Regions from separate parts of the Homo sapiens genome. Here region 1 is linked to region 2. Evidence: chromatin contacts called from ENCODE Hi-C data. All regions are on one chromosome and are shown on one strand. The core of a region is the stretch at or near the end of the contact, and the rest is flanking DNA. Distances in the headings are between cores, read along the strand shown. Region 1 overlaps STEAP1B (STEAP family member 1B). Region 2 has its middle 27 kb from the start of IL6.

The links. Hi-C counts contacts between places; a loop is a spot of excess contacts on that map. Pooled maps may share reads with other maps.
Region 1: a pooled map shows a loop between it and region 2 (3-fold over the local background). The contact joins two enhancer-like sites. A Hi-C loop is called at or near these places in 2 of 37 single-sample maps with no recorded cell type and 5 of 50 pooled maps.

The regions. Positions count from the first base shown.
Region 1 is chr7:22,443,045-22,447,329 of GRCh38, reverse strand. All of the region lies in intron 4 of STEAP1B (STEAP family member 1B), which reads left to right. Among named protein-coding and RNA genes, the nearest start is that of STEAP1B, 55 kb to the left of the region's middle. Within about 2 kb of position 1,994, at least 23 of the 41 ENCODE cell types and tissues checked have a DNase peak (open chromatin) inside an H3K27ac peak, as active enhancers do.
Region 2 is chr7:22,698,313-22,702,185 of GRCh38, reverse strand. No RefSeq gene overlaps it. Among named protein-coding and RNA genes, the nearest start is that of IL6, 27 kb to the left of the region's middle. Within about 2 kb of position 1,370, at least 2 of the 41 ENCODE cell types and tissues checked have a DNase peak (open chromatin) inside an H3K27ac peak, as active enhancers do.

The DNA of each region.
Region 1 (4,285 bases), core at 745-3,244, 260 kb after region 2:
AACAGTTGATGACAGGCCTCTGTCACCAAACTGTATTGGAAGTTGGCCTGGCATTTAATAAGCAATGGTGACCAATTAAGGAAGTGAAATGCTTGTGCAAAGTGCCTAATATAATAAGGTTTTTGCCCATTACTGAGACATCAGTGATGTCCCAGAAGAGAAAGTGACTCTGGTTACAAAGTGGAACCAGGCCATGCTAAATTAGAGCTGCTTCTATACTAAGGCTACCAGTCATCTTTAACATCAAGAGTGCTCACTGAGCTCTTCAGACATTTACCCTAAAACAAGAGATGAATTTTAAAATGAGTCTTTTGATGCTCTCTGGAGAGCAAACCCTTAAGCTATATTCCTATAAAAATTAAGAATCTCATTCCAGACCCCAATTAAACTAAAAAATATTGTAGAGAGAGACAGAAAAATCAAGTTTCTACAATGTGCCAGCCACTGGCTAAGTGTTTTCCCAGATACTGTCTCATTACTCTTCACAGCACCATTGTGGGGTGGGCAGCATTCCTTCCATTTCACAGATGAAAATACTGAGGTTCAGGGAGGGTTCAACTTGGGACCAGGCTTGAGTCGTTTACCTGAAACAAAACCCACATTCTTTCCCCTTCACCTTATTAACTCTAATCTTGGCTGAAAAAAGTGAGTGCTCAGAAAAATAAGGGTTATAGAAGTGAGATTAGCATTCATATTCCAATGGAAGTGTCCATCAGAGTGGTTCTAAATCTTGGCTACGCATTGGAATTGCCAGTATTCCAGGGTTTGCACAACTTGCTTGTAAGAAATCTTAGGGCAGTGTTTATCAACCTATAGCAGGCTTCAGAACCACCTGGAGGTTTGTTAAAACAGATTTTTGGGCCCTGTCCCCAAAGTTCCCGATTCTGTCTTTCTGGGGTTGGCCTAAGAATCTGTATTTCTAACAAATTTCCTGTGGCTCCAGGTTGGGGACCTCACTTTGTGAACCACTGGCATAGGGCATTGTCTTGCAAAGCGCAGTCCTGTCCCAGAGTATCCAGGTTGGAATTAGGGACTCAAATGCAGGTTCTTGGCCCTGGCCCAAATCTATAGGATCAGATCTCAGAGGGTAGGGACCGGGGATCTGCCTCATAAACAAGTGTTCCAGATGATTCTTTCACTTGCAGAAGCATGAGAACTGTCATCCAATGGGTCTTTGAACTCCTTCATCTCATATACAGCCCAGCTTTTAAATACTGTCACATTTTGAACGACAACTGCACAGCAGAACTGCATTTACAGTTGACCATTAGCTGCTGCTGTGACTTGCTTCTGGTTATTTAAAATGCCCACAAGGGATCTCTTAGCCCATGCTTCATAAATAAAGCCCAAAGAAGAAATATTTATTCATTCATTTTTTTAAAAACTCTCCAGTTGTCAAGTTTCCGACTCATCAGGGGGAAAGACTGATTAGTGGTTGTTTCATGCTTCCCCACACAAGTGAAATCAGGAGGAGAAAAGCATTCTATAAAAGAGCTTATTTCCCTTCCTCTTCGCCTCTCCTGCCTCCTCATTTACCCTTAGCTATTCAGTTTCATCAGCCCTTGTGAGAATATAGCTCTGACTTTGAGTTTAAAGGGGTTGGGCTGCTTGGAGAGCAGTGCCCTCCCTGCTGCTCTTGCATCTGGGAAGCTGGATCACCACGGGGACTTCCCCCAAGCCGGAAAAGGTCGACCAAATCCCCATTCAGAGGTGGAGGGCGGGAAGCCAGGCCCAGGCTCGGATGTACCCTGAAGAGGTGCAGGTGCTTCCCGCTGGCCTCCGCCCCTCAGCTGTGGGCTCCCAAGTGAAGCTGGCTGCCAAGAGGAGTATTTATAGCTGCCTTTGCTGGCCAGTTCCTGCCCGGTTCTCACAAGGCTGCCGGCAGATCCCAGCACGACTGGCTGACAAGACGAGGGGAGGATGGGAGGCCCAAAGGGGCATGGCCCAGCTGTCCTCCCTGAAGAGTTGCAGATGTCAGTCCCCTTGATCTGAAGTTAGAAATACAATGCGGTTTACAGGAGGAAGACATGAAGGTCATGTGAAGAGATTTCTCGCTGTTCTTCCACGGCTCCAAATCTGCTGTTGGCCCAAGAGAACCCACCACAAAGAGGTCTGTGCTGTCATCTGCAGAGCTGATTTGTAATTACTCTGCTCATAATGCAGAAAAGTCTAGAAGCTCCCTCAGCCCCTGTTCCCAATGCCAACCCTGCCCAAAGGCCCTTTAAACTGAAACCGGCATCATTGTCCAAATTCTTCAGGTGAACCTGTCTTTAGAAACAATGGCCCTTTCTCTTTCTCATCCTCTCACTTAGGCCTCTGGGTTAGAGAAGACGACTGATCTAACAGCTCTCCTTGTGCCACGCGGACAGACCCAGAGCTCGCTCTGGTGACAGCAAATGCACACCTTGTGGGGGTGTCCAATTGTTGGCTTAGTGGGTCTCCAAACTCACGAAATAGAATACTGGGGAGCCCATGAAATACCTGATTGGTTTTTCACATGGGTAGGCTCCATACAGAGCACAGCTCATCAGCTAAAACCTCCAAGGTGAAATCATTAAATCTCCAGGGGAAAACCAACAAAACAGCAAGTGTTCCGGAAAGGGTTTCACTTCCTAACTGGCAGCGAGCCTGAGATCAAAACCTGTTACTCAGTGACAGATGAAATTCCTGCAAGAGGCACAATCCATGCTATTGTTCTGTCTGAGGCCCTTATTTCTCCCAGGGTTGCTGCGAGTGGCCAAGGCAGAGGCTCCCGGGCAGCCGATGGGACATTTTCTCCATGGGTTTGAGTAGTGTGTCTGCAAAGAGTCCATGGTCCCTGGAATCCCCATGATGGGTATAATTTCAGAAAATTCATTTCTGAAAGCAGAAAGGAATTTATATTTTCTTTTTACTTTTTTTTTTTAAAACAGGGAAACAGGCAAAATAGAAGGACGCATAGTTAGAGGTGATTGAAGTCAGGGTAACGGCTAGAGCCAGGCAAACAAGAATAGTCCTCACCAATCCTGCTCACGCCCTCTCAAGCTGCCTTGCACAGTGCTGTGTGCTTTCCATATGTTATCTCATTTAGTCCTCACAATAGCCCAATGAGGGAGGTACAGGTACCCTCACTCCTTTGCAGCAGAGGAAACTGAGGCCTAGAGACGTTAAAGGTCTTGCTCTTTGTCCTAGGATGAGGATGGCAGATTTGGAATTCAAACCCACTCCCTCTGCAGGGATCCTTTAACTAAAGCCCTGAGCGTGACTCTGTGGAGAGACAGGCCCACTGGCTCTGGGCTTCTCCAAGAACTCATCAGGCTGTGGTGGTCTCTGGCTTCCTTATATCACACAGATGTGGAGAAACCAGGGCAGTGGGACTCAGCACCCCCTGAGGGTCAGTTTATGGGGACAGCCTCTTGGGCTGGACATCACCTTCAGCTGGACCTCAGCTCCTTCTCTGGCCCAGAGCTTGTTCAATTGGGTGATTTTTGTGGCACTTTATGTAGGTCAAAGTCCTGGTGGCTCCAGCCGAGTGGAAGTGTTTTTGCCTGGCTCTTAGGTGATGGGGCAGGAGGGAGCTGAATGCAGAAAAAGGAGCTGGCATGTGCCAGCTACCATGACAGCCAGCAATGCTGTGCTGTTGTCCTGCCATCCACGTGCAGTTTCCTTTCTCCGATGACTCCTGGTGGGAGGAACTGACTATGTACAGTGTGCAAAGGGCATAGCAGTGGCGGAAGTTATGTTTCTTGTAATTGGAGATCTTTGTGGTCTGGAATGATCATTTTGTGTGTTTTCTCATCAGATAGGATAGATTGCTTTAACGTTCAGCCACACCCAGAGACAGCTTTTCCTTCCTGGACTACCCATGGTCTTTCATTTTACAAGTTGCTTAGATGAGATTTTCACTTACGTCTTCCTTGTTTACTGTTATAGCTCTAAGGTCCAGCACAGTTCCTGGCATACAATGGGTGCTTAATTAATACCTATTGAAGTGATTGATTAAATGAATTCCTGAATAAGTGAATCAGTTACCAATTAATCTTGGGTCCTTGATTCCAGAACATACCAAAGAACATGATACTAGGATTTTCTCTGGGTCTTTAAAAAGGAATGTCACTTTTCTTGTTGTTGGGAAGCATGTCAGTTTGGGTCCTGCAAGAAGCAGATGGTAGAACAGAGTTGTTCCAGGAGATTTATTGTGGTAAACACCTGCGAAAGATGAGGAGGAAGCAGGATTAGGAAAGGAAGATCACTATGCAGATCTGACACTGGCAAACATGGGAAAGACAGGCAGGAGCGAGTGGGA
Region 2 (3,873 bases), core at 121-2,620:
TGGCCTCAAGCAGTCCTTCCATCTCAGCCTCAGCCTCCCAAACTGTTGAGATGACAGGCGTGAGCCATTGTGCCCAGAAGGGGAATGGTTTTTATAACTATGTCAGTGATTAATAGAACATGAGAATACATTTGGAAGAAAAGAGGGGAAGAAATAGGAAGGAAGGAGAAATAGGAATGATTACCAATGCATTGTGACAGATAAGATTCATGGGTGTTGAGAATCCTATAGACTGGGTGGGAATTCTAACTCTGCCATTTATTAGCTGTGTGACCTCAGTTTTCCCATTTCTATGGGCTGCTGAGAAGATAAATCACTTAATGCATATAATGTATTTAGAATTCCTTAACTGCTTGCTCTTAGTACTTTTATTATGCACCTAGTACTATGCTAAATAATTTAACATGTCCTTGGCACTGATGGGAATGAAAAAGGGAGTACTAGACTTTATTGTAGGCTAGTTGGGAAAACACAGCAAGCCCATTAGAAACTATCAGGAAACAACAAAGACCCAAAGCTCTAAGTGCTCTACAAATCCAGGTCTACTTTGGATTATTTTTGTGTGGCTAATTTATGTGGATTATTTAGGTAGATAATTTTTTAAAAAATCAGTTCCAACAAAATAACTTCTTATTTTTTGTTTTTTTGAGGCAGTCTCGCTGTGTCACCCAGGCTGGAGTGCAGTGGTGTGATCTTGGCTTGCTGCAACTTCCGCCTCCCGGGTTTCAGTGATTCTCCTGCCTCAGTCACCCAAGTAGCTGGGATTACAGGCACACGCCACCATGTCCAACTAAATTTTTGTATTTTTAGTGTAGACAGGGTTTCACCATTTTGGCCAAGCTGGTCTATAATGCCTGACCTCAAGTGATTTGCCCTTTGCGGCCTCCCAAAGTGCTGGGATTACAGGTGTGAGCCACCGCACCCGGCCCCAAATAACTTCTTTTTGTGTGTTTGATGTCTTGAAGAGCTCTCTTTAATTTTGCACGGGTTTCTTGAAAGCATTTCATAGGTCATATGACAGGTTGATATGTCAACCTTATTTTTTAAAAACTCAATTATATGTTTGTCACGGTTTCTAGAGAGTCAACATCCTGAAATTCTTTTAAAAATGTTATTAGTATATGTGTTAAAAAACAGCTTTAGAGTAAAGTTGAGGTAGATTTGGTTCTCCCATTTGGCTTCAAAGGGAAATTTTAGGCTTGTTTGTAGGATTTTTTGTTTGGTAAAATGTGAGAGTCCTGTGTGTGTCCCTGGTTGAGGATGTGGTGGTGCCTGCCCTGGGTCAGCAGAGGAAATGATGAAATAATGAAACTTAACTGTAGCACTCTCCAACTAGGAGATAAGGGGACAGCTACAGCTTTTTCCCAAGCCTGGCCCACTTACATGCTGAAGTATCACTGGCGATGCTATGGAAATTCTGTTTGGGACCATCTCCATTCACTCCTTTTACTCATATCTTACAGTTTTAGAGTGAGTCAGACCTGGACTGGAGCCCTCATTTTGGCTCTGCCTGTACCATCTTAGGCAAGTCTTTTAAATCTGTGCTTTTTCATTATCCAATGCAGACAATTGTCCATGTATGTGCATGTTCACAAGCACTTCAGGAGATTCTGATATGGGAGGAAGGTGTGAAGGACCTTTCAGGGAACTGAAATCCACAGAGGTGAACTGACTTGCCTAACACCACAGAGCTCATCAGTTTCCAGGTGCAAGTCGATCCAGAGTTTTCCAACTTTCTCTATTGATCCTCTAGTGTTGTCTCCTACTATAAGAGTTCAAAAGTTCTTCAGCAAGAGACACCCTAGACAGACCCATCATTCAGCTCAAAGGTGCACCAGCTCACCTGCCTGTCCTCCTTCCCAGCTTTTGCCAGCGCTACTGTCTTCCTCCTTAAGCCCCAGTAAAAACCTGGCAGTCATGGATTCCATGGATTCCTTCTCCTGTACCCCATATGTAATCTTCTGGAAGTCCTGTTGTTGTTGTTGTTGTTGTTGTTTTTGAAATAGAGTCTCGCTCTGTTGCACAGGCTAATGCGACAGACACAGGCTCTGTCGCACAGGAGTGGAAAGGCTCGATCTTGGTTCACTGCAACCTCTACCTCCCAGATTCAAATGATTCTCCTGCCTCAGCCTCCTGAGTAGCTGCTGGGATTACAGGCGCCCACCACCAAGCCCAGCTAATTTTTGTATTTTAAGTAGAGACGGTGTTTCACTGTGTTGGCCAGATGCCCAGCTAATTTTTTGTGTGTGTGTATTTTTAGTAGAGACAGGGTTTCACCATGTTGGTCAGGCTGGTCTCGAACTCCTGACATTGTGATCCGCCCGCCTTGGCCTCCCAAAGTGCTGGGATTACAGGCGTGAGCCACTGCACCTGGTGTCCTGTTGGTTTTAAACTTGTAAATAACTTTCAGATTTATCTACTTCTCTCTGACTCCACCACCAAGTCTCCATCACCTCCCATGTGGACGATAACTTTCTATCTGGTCTCAGGGCAAACTTTTCACAATGTGAATCTCCTCTCTCTCCATCACCTGTTTTAGAACCGTCAGACTGGGTGTGGTGGCTCACGCCTGTAATCCCAGCACTTTGGGAGGCCAAGGTGGGTGGATCACCTGAGGTCAGGAGTTTGAGACCAGCCTGGCCAATATGATGAAACCCTGTCTCTACTAAAAATACAAAAATTAGCTGGGCATGGAGGTGGGTGCCTGTAATTCCAGCTACTTGGAAGGCTGAGGCAGGAAAACCATTTGAACCCAGGAGGCGGAGGTTGCGATGAGCCGAGATCTTGCCATTGCACTCCAGCCTGTGCGATAAGAGCAAAACTCTGTCTCAAAAAAATAATAAATAAATAAATAAATACATAAATAAAAACCTTCAATGGTTCCCTATAGCTGTTAGTTTGGAAATACAACATGACATAGCCTCCCATGTCCTGCAAGGTCCTGCTCTTCAGTCTTAACCTCATCCCATTCTCCATCATTCTCCCTTCTGTGCGTCTTCTTCCAGCTCTCTGAATGTGTCAGCTCCTCCCTGCCACAGGGCCGCTGTGCATGACACCCACTTGCTGGAATACTTCTTTCTCTCTTCCTCCTCCTTTGCCCAGTCAGCTCCTACTCATCCTTCAGTTCTTACCTCAAGGCTCCCTTTCTTAAGAAAACCTTTTTAACTGCTTCCGGTTTGTTGGGTTCCTGTTACAGGCACTCCTAGGCACCCTCCCCCACTTTTTCTATATGCGTGCTCATCACAGTCTGTAATTAATACACTCATTTGTGTAACTACTTGATTAATTTCGGTCTTTCCCATCATATTATATATTCTACAAAAGCAAATAATGGGACTGATTTTGCTCAGTCCCTGAGGTACGAGTCACTGTTGTTCCCCTAGCATCTAGAACAGTGCCTGGCACGCAGTAGATCCTCAATAAAAAAAAATTGTTTAATGAATGAATGATGTTTATGTCCAACTCTTCCCTAAATCTCCCTTGATGTATCCTATCTGGCCCCCGTCACCCAAGGCTCATCTTTCATACATTTACACTTAGTTCAGCCATGTTAATACATGTGTATCTTTTATGTTCTCTTTATTGTAAGGTAACTTCTATTTAATATATTCCTTCTTGGCCATCTTTATTGATACTTTCTAATCTGAGTGTCTCAGATAGGAAATAGCAGGGACCTCGTGACTGTGAGGAAGGGAAGTACTTAGTAAATTACCCTTCCTCTCTCTCTTTTACTGAACTGCTGGGGAAATCCCTTTGATCATTAAAACCAGAAACAGAGTCAGGCTGGAGGCCACAGACTGTCATGATTTGCATCAAAGCTTGAGCCCTAGATAATGAGGAAAAGAAAATGGAAATCTGTAGCTCTTCATAATC